Regions from separate parts of the Homo sapiens genome. Here region 1 is linked to region 2. A link is an interaction called in ENCODE POLR2A ChIA-PET data of the cell type or tissue named here. Cell type or tissue: Panc1. All regions are shown on one strand. Links, peaks and the distances in the headings refer to the core of each region. The heading gives the core; the rest is flanking DNA.

Evidence for each region. Peaks named below come from ENCODE experiments on the same cell type or tissue, not always from the same donor. Only the 100,000 strongest peaks of a DNase experiment are listed, where the experiment ranks them.
Region 1: POLR2A ChIA-PET joins it to region 2 with 11 read pairs; 2 of 35 experiments call an interaction of 5 or more read pairs at or near these places.

The regions. Positions count from the first base shown.
Region 1 is chr1:87,734,517-87,743,764 of GRCh38, reverse strand. No RefSeq gene overlaps it. Among named protein-coding and RNA genes, the nearest start is that of LINC01773, 170 kb to the left of the region's middle. RefSeq lists a silencer at 905-1,199. In Panc1, for the core only: no CTCF peak of the experiment used is centred there; no DNase peak of the experiment used is centred there.
Region 2 is chr1:87,595,858-87,605,105 of GRCh38, reverse strand. No RefSeq gene overlaps it. Among named protein-coding and RNA genes, the nearest start is that of LINC01364, 230 kb to the right of the region's middle. RefSeq lists an enhancer at 4,259-5,748. In Panc1, for the core only: CTCF peaks have their summits at 6,276 and 6,486; a DNase peak (open chromatin) is centred at 4,039.

The DNA.
Region 1 (9,248 bases), core at 444-8,443, 140 kb before region 2:
TATATATACATATATGTATATAATGAGTTACATAGCTGGTAACTTATCCTAAGTCACATAACTAGTGAGTATTGAAGAGAGATCTTTGCCCAGGTCAGCCAGATCAAAAGCCCAATATCTTAACTAGTTCACTCCGTAAATCCTTGCCATCCCTCGACCCATGTTAAATAAGTAAATAAAGAGTAGCCTTTTACAGCTAAAGAAATCAAGACTGAAAGAAAACAATTAACTTATAAATGTCACATAGTTATCCAGCAGTGGGCCAGGGAATGGAAAGCAGACATTTCTGAATATGGCTCACTGCCTTGACCGCAAAACCACGTAGTCTGAACTCTTTTGATGATCCTTTCTTAGGGAGTGGTTATTAACATTGGAAAGCTTGAATGATCATGATGGAAGTCTAGATTAGCACCAATTGCATTTTTTATTAACAAAAATATAAGCTTCCCCATGAGAGCTACTGCCTGGGAGGTATGAAAGAAATATCCAGACAGAGGATCAAAATAAAACAAACCCAATTTAAAAGCCCTCCTTTTACCATAAATTCAGTGCACTAGAGGTCAAATCAGACCCTTGTGTGCAAATGAAGTAAAGTATATTTCTTGTTTAACACATATGTTTTACTCTCCTTTGACCACCACTTCTTTTTGGTAACAAGATTCTATTATATATAAAATGGAAATGCTACCAGCTTGGAGTTTTAGCAAATTTCCAGGGCTTTTGTACATTTTTTTTTCCAGTGAGCACATGAATCAAGTAGAAACAGAGAAAACCACACACACACACACACACACACACACACACACACACACACACACACATACACGCACTCCAAAAAAAGACAAAACATAAAAAGCTATCCGGGACACCCCTTCTGGTCCCCACCCTGCTGTTTGCATCCTGTCCTGCTGAGATAGATTTCAAGAGGGCAAACCACCTAAGTACCCTTCGACTTGCCCATTGTTCTGATTTTGCAGGCATATCATTTTTCACCCGAGCACAGTTGCCAAGCACCGGCAAGATGCCCTGGTAAAAAACCCACACCTCGCAGTCGGCAGCCGCCCTGCCTGTCCCCTTAGTCCCAGCCATTCGATCATCTCGCATGGAACTGCCTGGAGCTGTTTGTTGAACTGCTTCATGTTACTCTTTGACTGAGAGAGAGACAAATGTTCCATATTATCTTTAATTTCCATAAAATTGTTTTAATCTTTGCTTTATAATAAATGTATAACGGTGCCCCCGGGGGATCTCTGTTTTGTATTATAGGTGTCTCCATTGGAGTTATGCGCAAGATAGAACTGCTCAGCATTTGCCTTTCACCCAAAGGACTCGAAAGAGACTTGAAACAAAAGATTCCTCTGGGAATCATCCATAAGCATAAAATGGAAAATTTCCTTTCCCCCAATATGCCTCATCCAGTCTCCCCATGATTATTAGCCAGATCAGATCAGGAACGTAAGCAGCAGGAACTGAAAGGGATTTGCCTTCTTTCTGACCGCACCAGATTTGGGTATAATATTTATATATATGCGTCTCTATATATATCATTATAAATATATAATATATAAAAACATAGTCATAAAATATATTTAATTAAAGAAACAGAAAGCCTCCGCCAACCTGTAGGTTTTAAACTTTTTAGCTCTGATGGCTCCTTAATATACCAGCTTGATGAAAAAGGAGAAGGGGAGGGGGTGAGAATGGGGAAGGTCCCATGAATACATTTTTTGACATTTTTTTATTATCATTTTATCTAGGCTAGTGGTAAATGGATGGACTTGTCAGCAGAAATCTCTTGGTGAAGTAAATAAAGAATCTTAATAGGCAGGGAGGATAGAACTAACGGCAAATTGCTCACAAAGAGATCTAATTTATTGGTTTCTTTTTCACTGAGATTCTGTTCTGGATTCTGGCTTTGCCAGAAGAAACAGCTGAATGATGACATGGATCCATACGCAGAGAAAGTGCTCTATCTGGTAGAAAAGGAGAAAACGTGGAAAGATTCTCTCTGTGGCCTTACCCCAGCTTCTTTTGAAAGTTAGCTGCCTTATTACTGCCATGGTATCTCTATGTAAAGCTGGAGCTTGGAAGGTCGCCTCTATTTTTATTTTCTGGTCTCAGTTAATAAGCCCATGCTGTATTCATGGAAGAAAAATATTAAATGTGGCCACACCAGTTATAATATTATGGCAATTTGGGTTTAAGTATAATAAAGATACCAACAAGGGCTCCTCAGTTATTAATATGTTTTCAGGTTAAAAGGCAGCAATAAATCATAAAGAGCATTTCCAAGCAGTAGCACTTTTATAGAAAATTGCTTGCTATTTAAACAAAATATTTGCTCTTCATCTCAGGAAAATATGTGGATGCTTCTGAACAAGGAGCTATTTTACCTACCCTCTGCCTCCTATAATTAGCCCCATCCTACTTAAAATTTTTTTTTTTTACTTTGCTTGCCTGGATCACAGGAAAGTGGGGCTCAAGTTTGCTTTGGACAAATGAGCAGTTTCTTCATTAGTAGCCTATGTTTTTCTAGAAGGTAAGGTTCTGAATTTAAATGTTTGTTTTTCTGTATCCTTCCTTCTGAGAGGGCTGGAGACCTCTGTGTGGCTCTCTTGTGGGCACAAATGACTAAGATAAACAGACAGAAAGTTTTCATTCAGTAGACATGGGTAGACTTTTCTCTCCACCACATGTGAGTATAGAATTTATTTCGCTTATGCATTTAGGAAAATACCTCTCCAGCAAACCCTGGGCCCAGAGATCTGCTCAGGATGCGTGCCATTTATCTCCAAAAGTTGGATTATTTACATATTTGGGCAGAGGTTGAAGGGAGATAGTCACCCAGATATTAATCTACTTTTCTTGACTTTTGGATTACACTTCCATGTTTACAGGAAGTAAAGGATAGTTGGGGCTCTTGTGTAGTGCTCATTTGACCTTCTCCACTTCATTATAGTCTCTTAAAGAAGCCAACAAATATGACTGACTATACCTCACTGATCATATGGCTAATGATAGTTTATTGTTTATTCACTTACACTGGAAAGAAAACATATCGTGAATATCCGTTTAAATATTTCATTTGGCCAAAAATAACTGTGTCAATAGCATATGGGATCAATCCATAGGTGAAAAACAAACTAACCCACCATGTTCTAGGTGGATTGTAGTGCCAATTTCATATTCTAAGTTAAATATGTTTTTTTTCTTCTCTTGAAAATAAGTTCCTAAAAAGAGTTCCTAACATTCCAAAAAATGATTGTAAATCCACCAAGTTAATTTATGAACCAATAAAGTCCTGTCAAGTCTCCTTCTCATCTTCTGGAAAACAGGTCTGCAGTGAGGAAAAAAAGGCCAGCTAGTTACTAAGGAAATATATTCTTGCTTCTTGTATATTCCTCTTAAGCCTTGCTTCAGAGTCAGCTTCTGTGCACTGTGGAATATGGAAATCCTTCCAAACACAGAAAGTATTTGGGGCGATAATGGTCTACATTGTTAGACAGTAAGGCTTTAAGGAAATTAACAATAAATGCATCATTATTATATCCAAACTGCCATCAGATTAAATTCAAAATTCTAAATGAAAAGCTGAGGCATTCAGTTTCTTAGACACATAACATAAAATCAAGGCTGTTATGAGGAGACAGTATTTAAGATGTCCCCCTCCCTTTTCTCCTCAGTAAACACCTTGTAAATTTGTCTGAAAATTTCAAATTTTGCATTAATTGAGACTCCTTGCCTGTTCAGTTGAGTTTTGGTGTGAAAATATATCAAATCATAACACACAAAAAGCTGCTCTCTCAAGCCACATTTCATAACATGATTTCATCAGATGGTCTTAATTTTCTGCATGACATTATCTTTTCAAGCTGACATAAGACTGGGCTGTGATATTTGCATACTCAAGACAGAACCATGCAGCTTAACTATGTTTCTGCTTGTATGGGAATTTGGGGCATTTTTACTTTGAGGAATCAAACAAATAAACCTTCCAAAAAAAATTTCCTCTACTTTTTGAATGACTTTGTTCTTGCCTTTTAATGAAAGAGACACTCTGAGCTATTTTAAATGATGCTGTAGTATCCAAATCAGTTGTCTCAATATATGTGAGATGTACATATCCTTTCTCTTGAAGGTCTCTGAAGCCCAGACCAATTAGTCAAGAAATCTTGGCTATTTTAGTTGACTAGTATCCATATCATTGTAAATGTGCAAAAAAAAAAAAAGTAGCTGTTTTTATGGATGGAAAGGTTTAATATTTTAAATCTTGAAATCCAGACCAAATTTGTCACTGACTTGGGAGTTAGAAGACTTAGCCATTGGCTTCACTACTTGGCAGCTCTGACTGGACTAGGCAACCACCTACTATGTCAATGTCACTTAACTAGTCAATGCCAATATCTCTGTCACGTCATTGACAATAGCATTGTCATGACAATGACAGTGTCAATGTCAAAGTCTTCTAACGTGTATATTCACTTTTCATTATGCATGTATTTCTTGAGTGCTAGGCTCTATTTTAGGCACTATAAATTTGAAAATATTTATTAATTTGTCTGGAAATGCAGAAGTTTAGGATGAGAAGGGAACCTGAAAGAGAAATCCATTCTATTCTAGAATGAGGGAAATGAGACCATGTTGGTACAATGACCCATTTAGAATATGTTGCAGTTAGAGGTGACAGATGTGATGGTTAATCATAGGTGTTCATTGATTGGATCATGGGATGCCTAGATATCTGATTATATGTTATTTCTGGGTGTGTCTTGAGGGTGTTTCTGGAAAAGATTAACATTTGAAATGGTGGACTGGGTAAAGCAGATTGCCCTCCCCAGTATGTGTGGGTATTTGTTGAGGGCCTGAATAGAATAAAAAGGCTGGGGAAGGTTGTATTTGCTCTCTGCCTTATTGTTTGAGCTGAGAGATCAATCCTCTTCTGTGTTGGATAGTCCTGGTTCTCAGGCCTTCAGACTTGGACTGGAATATGCACCACTGGTTCTCTAGCTCCCAGGCCTTTGGACTACCACCAAAATAAAAACTTTGTCATCATCATTGACTTTTCCCTTTCTCATACCACACATCAAATTCATCAGCAACTCCTTTTAGATCTACCTTCAGGATGTATCCAGGCTCTGAGCATTTCACACCATTGCTTCCATTTCCCCTTTAGTCCAAGCCTCCATCATCTCTTGCTTGGATTATTACAAAACCCTCCTAACTGGTGTCCCTGCTTTCTTGCTTTCCTCCTGTAGGTTATTCTCAACTCAAAGACTAGGTGATCCTCTTAAAATTTCACATCACTTGTTATTCCCAAACCTCCCGTGACTTCCTCCTCACTCAGTACCAGATCCTAACTCCTCACCAGCTGCAATGACCTTTTATGGTTTTGCCCAGCTCCTTTCTGATCTCCTTCTACTACACCCACATTTGCCTCCCATGGTTGCTCCGGAACACCACTGCATGGTCCCTCCTTGGGGCCTTTGTGGTGTTCCTTCTGCCTGAAACACTCCTCCACTTCCTTTAGGTCACTGCTTAAATGACCAAAGAGGCCTTCCTCGAACTCCGCATGTAAAGTAGCAACCTTATCCAACTCCATCTCTTGATTTTTTGTTTTTTGTTTTTTGCTTTTTTTTTTTTTTTTGAGATGGAGTTTCACTCTTTCGCCCAGGGTGGAGTGCAGTGGTGTGATCTCGGATCACTGCAACCTCCACCTTTCCGGTTTAAGCACTTCTCTGCCCCAGCCTCCTGAGTAGCTGGGATTACAGGCATGTGCCACCACGCCTGGCTAATTTTTTTTTTTTTGTATTTTTAGTAGAGACGGGGTTTCACCATCTTGGCCAGGCTGGTCTTGAACTCCTGACCTTGTGATCCACCTGCCTAGGCCTCCCAAAGTCCTGGGATTATAGACGTCAGCCACGGCACCCAACCCAACTCCATCTCTTTCTGTTTCTTTACATTGCTTTAATTTTCTTTGTGACCACAAGAAATATGCTGCTTTTTTTGTGTAGGGAGTGCCTATTTTCTATTCCCTCAACTAGAACATGCTTCCAAGCTAATGGAGACTTGATATTATTCCTAGCCTGCACATAGCAGTCATGCAGTACACCAGCAGCAAATTAATATTCACAGGATGCCAAAACAATGCTAGGTCCATTCTCTGCATTATCTAACTAGTCCTCACAACCCTATAAGGTAGGTACTAGAGTATCCTCACCTTACAGCTGGAAAACAGAGGTTCAGAGATGCTTGCAACTTACCCAAGATCTCACAGTTAATAAATGGCAGAACCGGGATTCAACTCCAAGTGTATCTCACTCCAAAGCTCAAGCCCTTAACCCCACCTTTTTATTGCCTTTCAATAAATATTGTAAGAATAATTGATGTATTTATGGAAAAACAAAAGCATAATTAGATTCTTCTTGCTCCCCAGAGCTTTCACAGTTTAATTCCATTTGCATTGGATGCCCAATGTGAATCTCTTGTTTCTTCTTTTTTTCTAACGTTTAGAATGAAATTTCTCAAGCCTCAACAATCCTCTAAAAGCAGCCTTCTGAAATGAGTCTTCTCCCCTTCTCCAACCCTGTCCCCATTATACTTCTAGAGGGCTGGTTTTATAATAGTTTGTATATTCTCTCAGCACTTTTTAAAGAAGAATACAATATAGCTGATCTAATGGGCAAGGGTGGAGGTAACAGAGGTGTATTTGTAGGATTGCCTGTTTCCTTCAGATTCTCGCTCTGTAATTTAGATGGTTGCCTAGCATTTGTTGTGAGAAACTTGAGGGGAATTCGAAGCTAGGTTGAAGAATCTACTTCCCAGGAATGTTGAAGAATAGAACTGATAAACTATGCAAATTAGCATGCCATCTGGACTTCAAAGAAATTAGGTTGGATTTATTTAATAAATGTTTTCATGAAAATAGAAAGTTTTAATTCCTTTGAACTTATATATGTATTTTCTGTGACTGGTCCCTTTTGGAGAAAATTTGTGAAGAAATCTGGCATGCATGAACTTAAATCTACAGCATGGAATAGGAAATTTGATGCTCCAAATTGCTGTGTGTGTTTGTGTGTGTATACGCTTATACATGTAGACTGTATTTTAAGGGATGGCTTATCTGAGTCAGCCTAGCAGGGCTGCTCCCTGTCACACCTTTCATTCTTTAAGACTTTCTATTGTTTGGTAACAAATATAGGCTGCTTCTTATCAGAAAACAAGACTAGTGAATGTGGTTGGGTTCACCCAGTTTTGGCATCTTAACAATATCTAAATTAATTTTTAACTCAAGGCTTTAAAGCGGCAACAAAGAGTTAAGAGTTGACAAGTTCCATGAAAAAACTATAGATTTACTGAATCTTCAACTTAAGTAGAGCAAATCCTATAGAAGAGTAAGGATATAGCTCCTAGGTGCTTGTGACCTTATCTAACCAGCCCCTATAGTATCAGTTGGTCAGGTGGTCAGTGGGTGCAGATGCAGATTGTTTTCCCTGCCCCAGTCTCATTGCTCAGCCTCTGATTCCCCACTGTTGACTTCCTGAACTCATTAATGGTTCACATTGGAATGGTTGATAGGTTACTATGAGGAAGTCCATATTCTAAGTAGTTCACATAAATATCAGCTAACTGTAGACCCTTTGAGGTAGGGGTTTTCATTCTCCCTGGCATGGAACAGTCACTCAGAAAATACTGAAGCACAGAGAGGCTAGGTAGTTTGTCCAAGGTCACTCAGCTAGGAAGTGGCTGGGCCTCATTAAAACCCATGCAGTCTGGCTCCAGAGCCTAGGTTCATCATCACTATGCAATGCTACGCCTGTGAATTGCAGATGACTCTGCTCATTAGCCAGCAGCTAGCTGGTGCCTGTGAGGTCATTAAAGTATACAATTTCTGCTACAGCTAAGAGTTCATCAACTGCTCTTAATGCTGAAGTGTCATTTAGAAGGAGGTTCTGGAGTCCAGATCATGGTTTCAAGCAACAACTCTCCCACAAGCTGGTGGCATGACACAGCAGGTTATCCCCTTTTGACTCTTCAGTTTCCTCAACTATAAAATGAGGGGGGTGGGCACTAGAAGAGTTTAAGATCCCTTTCAGCTGTAACATTTTATAAGTCTGCTTCCTCTCTTATCTGTTCCTATTTCTCTCGCCTTTTAAAAGTTACAGCAATTGGTTTTTGCACCAATCTGTGCACTACAAAAGCTGTAGATATTATTTTGCACTGATACTGAAGTGACTGCCTGTATCACTGTCCATGACTACTTACTTCCAGGGACTCAATGGCTAGAGTGAGAGACGAGCAAAAACAATGATGCCCTAGTGCCATGAGACGAATAGCACATCCTTCCTGCCCAAAGATGATTTATACAGGGAGAAGTCATGTAAAGGAAATTCACTGAAGATGGAGACCAAATTTTCATAGGCAATAGTGACAAAAAACTATTATAATTTCATATAAAAATGAATCTAAAATATATGAAAATAAATGTGCTATTTTTTCTTATAACAACAGAGTTTTGATTATATTCCCAACTAGTTTTAATTCTTAAAATGAAGAATGAATCAAATATTGACTTTTGGGAACTTACTTTCTCTGACATATTATATGATGGCCTGATTGAACAACTTTTATTTCAAATTTTACCTACTATGTGATCATAAAAAATAATATTTTTTGCAAGATTCAGGACACTTCATCAATCCTACAGCCCTCTATTAATCCTTAAATACTAAAATCATTCTTATCTGAAGTTTAATTTACTCTTCTTATCCATTTTCTCTTGTTTGTTAACTGGTTTGAGTTTACAAGATTTTCATTTGTCATTGATTTTGCAGGTTATTCGGAAGTAACCAACATCATCATCGTCAACCTTGTTTTTTCAAGATTTTCTGTTTTACTCCATAGTGTATTTATAGTGTTTGCATTCTGTGGTACAGTGTTTGACCATCACTGAAATATTGAACATTGGAAGCTTTGGCTTTCCTGGAAGAGACAAATCCTGGGGCCAAGCTTGGTAAGGATATTTGCGTGAGGATTAATTTTAAGTGTTCACAGCATTTGAGAATATTTTCACGTTATGTCAACTTTTGCTTTCCTATGCAACATCAGAACTGCAAGTGCTCAAACATGAATACTTGCTTGTTATAATACAGAAATGGTGGCAACTGTACTTCATTAGATTACAGACACACACATTTCATTGATCGCATTACTTAAACACTTAACTATACTACACGTATTCGCAAGACTGG
Region 2 (9,248 bases), core at 680-8,679:
CCCTTGCATGCTGTTGGTGGGAATGTAAATTAGTATAGCCATTATGAAAAACAGTATGGAGGTTTCTCAAAAAATTAAAAGGAATTTTTTGAGATCTATTGCACAGCATGATGAATATAGTTAATAATAGAGTATTGTACATTTCAAAATTGTTAAGAGTAATTTCAAATGTTCTCACTAAAAAAAGTTAATTATTTGAGATGATGGATACGTTAACCAGCTTGATTTAATTATTCCACATTGCATTAATAAAACATAACATCACTTTGTACACCATAAATATACACAATTTTAAATTGCCAATTTACAATTTAAAACATTTTTAAAAATAGAACTACCATACAATCCAGCAATCCCACTTACTGGATCTATACAAAAAGGAAATAAAATCAGTATGTTGGAGAGATAATCTGCACTCCCATGTTCATTGAAGCGTTATTCACAATAGCCTAGCTACAAAATCAATGGATGAAAAGATAAAGAAAATGTGGTAAATATACACAGTGGAATACTCTTCAGCCTTAAAAAAGGAAAGAAACCCTGTCATTTGTGACAACATAGATGCATGTGGAGGACGTTACATTAAGTGAAATAAGCTAGGCACAAAAAGACAAATATCACATGATCTCACTTGTATGTGGAATCTAAAGGTGAATTCATAGAAGCAGAGAGTAGAAGGGTGGTTACCAGATGAGTAGTGGTGGTGGGGCAGGAAGGGGTGGAGCAGATTAGAGAGATACTCGTCAGAGGATACAAAGTTTCTGTAAGACAGGAAAAATCAGTTTAAGGGATCTGTTGTACAAGAAGGTGACTCTAGTTAATAACACTGTATTGTATAGTTGAACATTGCTAAGAGAGTAGATTTTAAGTGTTCTCACCACATACGCACACAAAATGGTAAGTATGTGAGGTAATGGATATGTTGATTAGCTCGATTTAGCCATTCCACAATGTATACATATTCAAGACACCATATTGTACCCAAATGCAGCAAATATTTATCAGAAGCATTTTAGAAGCACAAAGCACTGCGATAGGAGCTCCAAACTGGGAGCATCTGTAAGTCACCAATTCTCAAGGCAGTAATAAGGATCAGAGAGATATCAAAAAGATATTATTTTACCTCTAAGCAAGGATTATGCTATTTACTCTGGTGCCTTCAGTTTGCAAATAAAATGACTAATCGTGAATAGATTCCCTCTTGAAATCTTTGAAGAGTTTCTTCCCCACTCCTGGCTTCCAACAACTGTGGAATCCTGGTAATGTGGGGGAGTGGGCAACTGGGAGGCAGAAGCTTATCTAATGCTGTAATTTGATAAGGTAGCCAGAAGCTACAGCACTAATATACCACTTTCTCTTAGTACCTGCAGAGCCTGTCTTTCTTAATCATTTCTTCCTGCTAAAAGGTTTAAAGCCAATCTTCATGTCTTAAGAATAAAAATGTCAGAACATTACCAATTTACTTGTCTTCTTTGATACCTTGGCTTAAAAGACCTGAATCTCATCAATGTTGGTCATTTATTATACATACCTGAGTGGTACTATTTCACTTAAATAAAGGAGGCCAGAGGCACTGGAGTTTAGAAACCAGGAGAAACAAACTAGAAACCACAGGATCCAACCCATGGTATAAAAATCTTAGTGGAAGAACCACTCTGGCAAATCTCTGCTTACTTTTGGCTTCAAGGGCTCATCTTTTTTTCTCTCACTCAGAGAATATAAAAATCTGCAGAATACAACATGCTAACCTTAACCTCCAAGGTAGAAACCTAGTGGCAACCCTTGCAATTTTTCAGTGGAAACTTGCTGTTTTAAATGGAAAGCTAGAGAAGATAAAACCACTCAAATCTTCCTCAATGACCCTGATATCGTATATTTCTTTTCTTTTCTTTTTTTTTTTTTTGAGACAGAGTCTTGCTCTGTCACCCAGGCTGGAGTGCAGTGGCGCGATCTTGGCTCACTGCAACCTCTGCCTCCTGGGTTCAAGCAATTCTCCTGCCTTAGCCTCCAGAGTAGCTGGGATTATAGGCGCGTGCCACCATGCTCGGCTAATTTTTGTATTTTTAGTAGAGACGGGGTTCCACACCATGTTGGCCAGGTTGGTCTCGAACTCCTGACCTCGTGATCCACCCACCTTGGCCTCCCAAAGTGCTGGGATTACAGGCGTGAGCCACCGCACCTGGCCAATTATCTTATATTTCACATGTTGTACATTTTACAGAGGGGCTAATCAAAAATCTAAGTTCTTTATGTTTAAATTGTAACTTTACATAGATAAGTGCAAATAAAAATAGTCATAAAGCTCTAGTAATACTAGTTAGATTCTTGTTTCTCAAAAATTTTAAGTATCTGAAAAAGGACTGTCCCATTTTGATTTGAATCCCAAATATGTAGCTTTGTCTTTTTCTTTTCATAGATGAATAGAAAAATATCTACTGCAATAGAACCATCCAAATTAGAATGAGACAATCATGGGCTGGCAATATGGAAGGAAATAAAGAAAGGATTAGCATGACAAACTTGGGTTTGGAGTCTCATATCCTTTCTAATGGCAGAGACCCAAGAGTCCTATTGAAACAATTTCCTTAAACTACCAATGGGAAAAAAATCTCTCTGGCTACTCCACTCCCCTCACCCTGGGTGCCAGGCCCCAGCTTGTTCACAGTTACCACCTCATCCCATCCCTAGCATCTACGTATAGCCAGACATCAGTGAGGAGGGCAACAGCAACAGAACCATGAGCACTGATAATGATACCTGGTCCTATGGAGGACACTACACCCTGAATCAAAACCAGAAGTGGGTGCAATGTGAAAATAAAGGGAGGTGTGCCATTCAGAAAGACACAGTTTAGATGAAAACCCATTTCAAATGTCCCAGTAGAACAACTATGGAGGAAAATTAATGAAAACATGTTTCCTTGCTCTATTAAATCAGTAAATCCCAGAAATATGGAATCTTTTTCATGTATCAGATATGGATACGTACTACTGAGGAATGTTTATTTCCTAGACAAGCTATCCTCTTGCTATGTGCTGTATATCACAATGCAGTGAAATTTTAATACAGGTGAAATTTGACCCTTTAAAGAAAATGTTAAGTAAAATCAAAATTGATAGTATTATTACTATTAATAAAACACATTTATTTTATTAAGGAAGTTTAATTATACAGCCATGCGTCTTTTAAAGATGGTGATAGATTCTGAGAAATTCATCCTTAGATGATTCTGTCATTGTTCAAACATCATAGAATGTACTTACACAAACCTAGATGGTATAGCCTAGTACAGACCTAGCCTATGTTTATCCTATTGTTCCTAGCTTACAAACCTGTACAGTATGTTACTGTGCTGAATATAGTAGGCACACAATGGTAACGCATGGGTATGTATATTGTTATAGTAACACAATGGTAAGTATTTATGTATCTAAACAGAGAAAAAGTATAATAAAAATACAATATTATAACTTTATGAGACCACCATCATAAATATGCTCTGTTGTTGGCCAAAACCTCATTCTGCAACACATAACTGTATTTTCATGTCACAGTGTTCAAAGTGTTAGTGGACTTTTCTCACTAATCATTTAGCCATTTGAGAAAAATAAAACACAATAACATGTAGTATTTTCATTTTCTCTAAGCAAACTTTAAAGGCACCAGAATTTAAATTTGATATGTTTTGAATGTTATGTGTTGTGGAGAAAAAAAAAGTTTTGATTTAGTATGAAACTGCAAGCAAATTTTGAAGATTTTCCAACTTATCTGAACTTTGAAGGCAAGGAAATATAATAGGATCCAACTTTCTTGTACGATTTTTGGTATTTTCTTTCTGGGGTGTTGGTTTTGGGAAGAAGGAAGGGAGATTAGGTTTATTGGATGGTAACTGAGCTCAAAGAATTTTTGTACATTAGTAGTCTTGCTGTCTGTCTTTGATGAAAACAAGGTCTCTACCGTTGTTTGTTTAATATTATGTTTATGCATCTTGTTTGTGTCTCAGAAATGCTGAAAGTGAGAGTGGTGAGTCATGTATGACTCATGTTCTAGTGGGTCTTAACCATTTCTCTACCTACCTAATCACACTTTGCTCAGAGCCCCCAAAACTTGACTACCTGAATGACTGATGTTGCTGGGCTTATGATAATCTCTTATTTTGCTTCATCTCCTCCAAAGAAGCCATTTAGAGCAAATATTTTAAGGACTTAAAACAAATTTTATTCTCCCAAACTTGCCCTCTCTTAAAAAAATAAATAATCAAATGCATCCAAAGCAAGAGGGAAGGGGAAAGTGTAGGAGAGCAAACGAAACACTCCATGCAGGGGTTTTATTGAAAGATCTTTGTGGTATTTTGCTTTTGAAATGTGTTCAGCACAGACTTTAAGGATTGGCAATTTGTTTAAAGAAATGGGTAAAATATTTAAAACCACCACTTTATTTAAACTATTGTGCCTCCTTCAGTAAACATTCAGCACATGATTGAACCCTGTATGAACTTGTGCTTTTGCTGGTTAAATAGAATCTAAGCTTAAAATGAAAGGGGCCCTGCTATTGAGAAGGGGACAAAAAACTTACATGTGCATTTTTTTTTTTTTTTTGCCCACACACAAGGGTTTACCCCCAAAAAATACCATGTGAGTGGGATCCTTTATTAAAATGCCCCAAGTTTTTTTTGTTGTTTTTTTCCCCTTGGCCTCAAAGTGCTAAATGAAAGCAAGCTGTTAACAGAAATGAGTAATTATTGAAGCTCTAACAGGCAGCTTTCATTGAAGTTGATTACAGCAGCCATATAATCACTTTTACGGATGCTGTAATCACAGTAGCAGGGAATGCTTCACTTGGTTCTTATTGTTTTCGCTCAGGGTGGAGGTAGGGGGCCTGCAAGAAGCCCGTTTTGCCACCTCGGTACAATTTCTGCTGCAAAAGAAATCTACACAGCCCTGAATGGAGTCGAGAATCATTTATTCTTTCTTTATTAGCATTTTTTCCTTCCTCACATAGAGTCTGTTGGAGTCAGGAAATTGCTGTTATTCAATATGCAAGCCAGAGGTTGTAATGACCGCTTGGAAGGGTATGACCAACAATTACAGCCCTTAATGAATTGGGGTAATCTAGTTGAGACTAAACACTAGTAGCAACTCTGGGCCGTCTCTGGTTAAATTAAAAGAACAGCAATGCAAAGGAAGTTAACAAGAATTAATTAGTTAGATCGAACTGAAAACCTACTCATTAGAGATGTTATAGGCAAAGTAAAAGCCTATCTTCAGTGCAATTAGGTAGACAAATGAATTGTACAACTGACTGACTCACACCTGCTAACAGCTAAGGGCTATAGCACTATGTATGGGATCCACTTTTTCCAGTTCATGCATACTTGCATAGTTTAATGGATCTTACATTCTTGAATTAGCCTCCATTCCTTCAAATTTTTACTTGGATGTTTGATCTAAATATGGGCAGTTTCAATGCTGCAGGATGTTAACAAGCACTGGCTGAAGAGGGCAAAGGATGTGTTTAAAACCCCCTAGAGAGGGGTTGTCTCGTTTAAAAACAGCCCAGAGCAGTTTCCCCTGACCATTTCCTCAAAGAAAGAAACTGCATCTTATCTGTTTTCAGATATGTGTATTACCTAATTATTCAATCTTAAATCATTAGAAGACAGTCTAGGATGTCTGCATTTTAGAGGTAAATAAGTATTAAAAATAGAAAGGTAGTTTTAGGAAGATTATAAAGCAGCTGGGAGTGATGCATGGTTGTGGGGAGGTGCCAGGGCAAGGAGGTCTGCTTTGCTTTTGAGGGCATGTGCACAATAGATAAGGAAAAGAGAATCCCTAGAAATCTTAAACTGGGAACTTTCTGGGAGCTGTTATCATAATAATGCGCTCTGGTATTTTTTTTCCAGATGTTTCTCTGTTTTTTTTCTACCTATTACGTTTTGTCTTCTTTGCCTTCTTGCACAGAGTCTCTGAAAGCTCTCACTGTGTAACATATTTGCTCCTGCTGTCTAGTTTGGGATGGACGGTTTCATTAAAGGGGGAGGAGCAGGCAAAGGAGTCCTGGAGGTGGATTTTTCTGCTTATATTTATGAATGGAATGACAGGCAAGGGGTAACGTGGTTCTCCCAGAGTGGTATCGTCAAGCAGGAATCAGGAGTCAGAAGTTTATTTTCCAGCACTGCCCTGGTGTCTCAGAATGAACTTGGAATAACCTCTCTGTGGCCCATATTTTTGCCTTTTTAATAGGGGTGATCACCAGTGTTTCCAAAATTTATGGGTCAGTCACAGGAGGAAAATTTCTACTAGTCCCCCTTTCACCACCTCTTAATCACTTCCCCACTACCAGTCAGACTGCTCTTTGCAGTGGCACCAAGAAGTTGTTTTGGCACCAGCCTTCCTTTCCATTTTCTTTCTTGTCAGTAGGGGCAGAGGACAGACCAGACAAGCAGGAGTCCAGCACTGATCCTCAACGCTGCTTCCTTCACCACTTTTGTTCCCACCAGGACGCCTCCTACTGGTGTGAGAGAAGGAAGGGGCCTCTAGGCTCTTACGAGGCAAGTGTTCAGCAACTGCTAAAAGCAATTGAATGAGTGGGTTTCTGAGCTATGGTTTCCTGGCATAGCTTCTAATCACCTTCTGAGAAGGGTAGGACCAGTTGAATCCACTAGTTTTGAGTCTCCAGAAGGGGAGGGTGATGAGTGCATAAGCTGTAGCCTTCCGCTCACATGATATTGTGCTAAAAGCAGTTACAAAATCCAGTCTAACTCAAGTGCCCTCCCAGGCTGCCATACCTCTAACCCCCAAAGTGAAAGCCATGGAGGGAAAGCATTTTTGAAATTGTAGCCACTTCTGCTAATACACAGTAAGCATGCAAGTAATTAGAGAACTAGTTTACTTTAGTCAACACAACTTCTCCTTGCTCTGAGCCAAAGAAAGCCCTTATGATGCTGCCCAATAGGTCGGAAATAAAAGACTAAGGCAACAATATAGGGGAAAGGCTATGGAGAAACAAACAAAGGAAATGCCCTCTTGAACTAAGAGCAAAGAGGACAAATCATGAACATGCTTAGAGGGGCCAGAATACAAAACAAGCATGGAAATGTTCTCAGTCTTATTTGAGAGCCAGGCAGCAGGGGTGAGACAATCAAGAACATTCAGGGTTATCGCCCACAGGCCACTTGGCGACCCATGGGAGAATCCCCACAGGACAGGAGTAGCATTGAGAGGGGCCCCGCCAATATCTCTGCCCCATCATGTCTTTTCCCTTTATATAGCCTTTGTACTGCTGATGGTCCTGGCCCTTTCTATGGGGTTCATTCACTGTAGTTTATCTAGGCCTTAAACCTCTTGTGAACCACCTCCCATTTCCCAAGAGCAGTCCCAACAAGGATGGCCACATTTCCATGGGCCCCAGATGGAGGCACTTGGTTCTTGGAGTCTTGGTTCTGGTTTACTGATTGGACTTGCATTCGTTTCCTAGGACTGTGGTAACAAGTTACCACAACCTTGCTGCCTTCAAAGAACAAAAATTTATTCTCACGCCTCTGGAACCTAGAAGTCCAAAAAGATGCCTCAGATTAAAGAACCACTTCTGGGGGCCGAAGTCCAGAGGTGCTAGTGGCGGATGTTTTCTTGCCTCTCCCAGCTTCTGTTGGCTCCTGGCCTTCCTTGGCTTGTGGCAACATGTCTCCAATCTCTGCTTCTATCATTACATGGCCTTCTTATCTATGTGTCTCTGTGTCTCAAATCTCTCCCTCCTTTCTCTTATAAGGGCATTGGCCAATGAATTTAAGGCTCACTCTAAAGTTTTTAAATCCAGGATAGTCTCGTCTTGAGCTCCTTACATAAATGACATCTACATTTGGATCCTTATTCCAAATACAATCACGTTCTGAGGTTCTGAAGACATATCTTTTGAGGGTCACAATTCAACTCACTACAGGACTGTAATCAATGATGTTGGTTCTTCAATCCAAGGCATCATTTTTCAAAGCATGTTCCGTGGAGCACTAGCCCCTTGAGATTCTTCAGAGGAAAAAAAAAGGTTAGATGGTTCTGTGGTCAAGTAAGTTTAGAAAGCTATACACCCCTTTGGGGAATCACAAATCACAGAGCTGATTAAAGGTTTGAGATGTCCCAAAGTTGTTTAACTTTATCAAAGTCATTGTTTCCCCAAACTTAATTGACCAAAAAGAGCTGTTGCTTCTTTTTTAAAGTAACACATTATTAACAACCCTTGGAATGCACTGAGAAATGCAGGACCCATAGTATTATTTCAGTGAGCAAATATGAGCCTCAAACCTCAAGTCTATTATCTAGTCTTTCCTGAAGTTTTGCTTTGTACTGAATAGCAGTCCATGGCTAGCCCTTTCCACTTCTTTGGTCTATCAAGTTGTAAACAAGCCCAATTATAGCACAATCTCATATCACACAGATTCAGCCAGACTATAGGAGTGGTCTTCTGAAGCAAAACGAGTTTTATAAAAATGATCTTTTAAAGTTTTTGCAGAGACTGTTAGTTTGGCCCAATCCTAGAATTATGAAAAAAGGAAAAAAAAAAGCCTCATTTCATTATAGTTCCTTTATTTCTTGGTCCAAGGTTTCCTCCCTTTTCCTAATTAAACTTTGTGATATGTGACATCCTTTTACTCAAAACAGGATTAAGTATCAAGAGAATGAAATTGTGATCCTAGCTCTACCAGTGAAGACCTATAAAGCTTTATGAAAATCAGTTAACCATTCAGTGGAGCCTTAACGTAATTCCTTAATCTGAAAAATGGGCTTATTTTAGCCTAACAACCCCATCAAATTATTATTATTATTATTATTATTATTATTATTATTATTGAGATGGAGTCTCTCTCTGTCGCCCAGGCTGGAGTGCAGTGGCGCGATCTTGGCTCACTGCAAGCTCCGTCTCCCGGTTTCACGCCATTCTCCTGCCTCAACCTCCCAAGTAGCTGGGACTACAGGTGCCTGCCACCACGCCCAGCTAATTTTTTTGTATTTTTAGTAGAGACGGGGTTTCACTGTGTTAGCCAGGATGATCTCGATCTCCTGACCTCGTGATCCGCCCGCCTCGGCCTCCCAAAGTGCTGGGATTACAGGCGTGAGCCACCGCGCCCAGCCGAAAATCATCTCTTAAGTGTTTCATTTGTTGTTATTAAACAGTATTTTTAAATCAATAATGCTTAATAACAATGCTTTATAAACAGCAACAAACATTCTTATCATACCTTGAGAATACTAGAA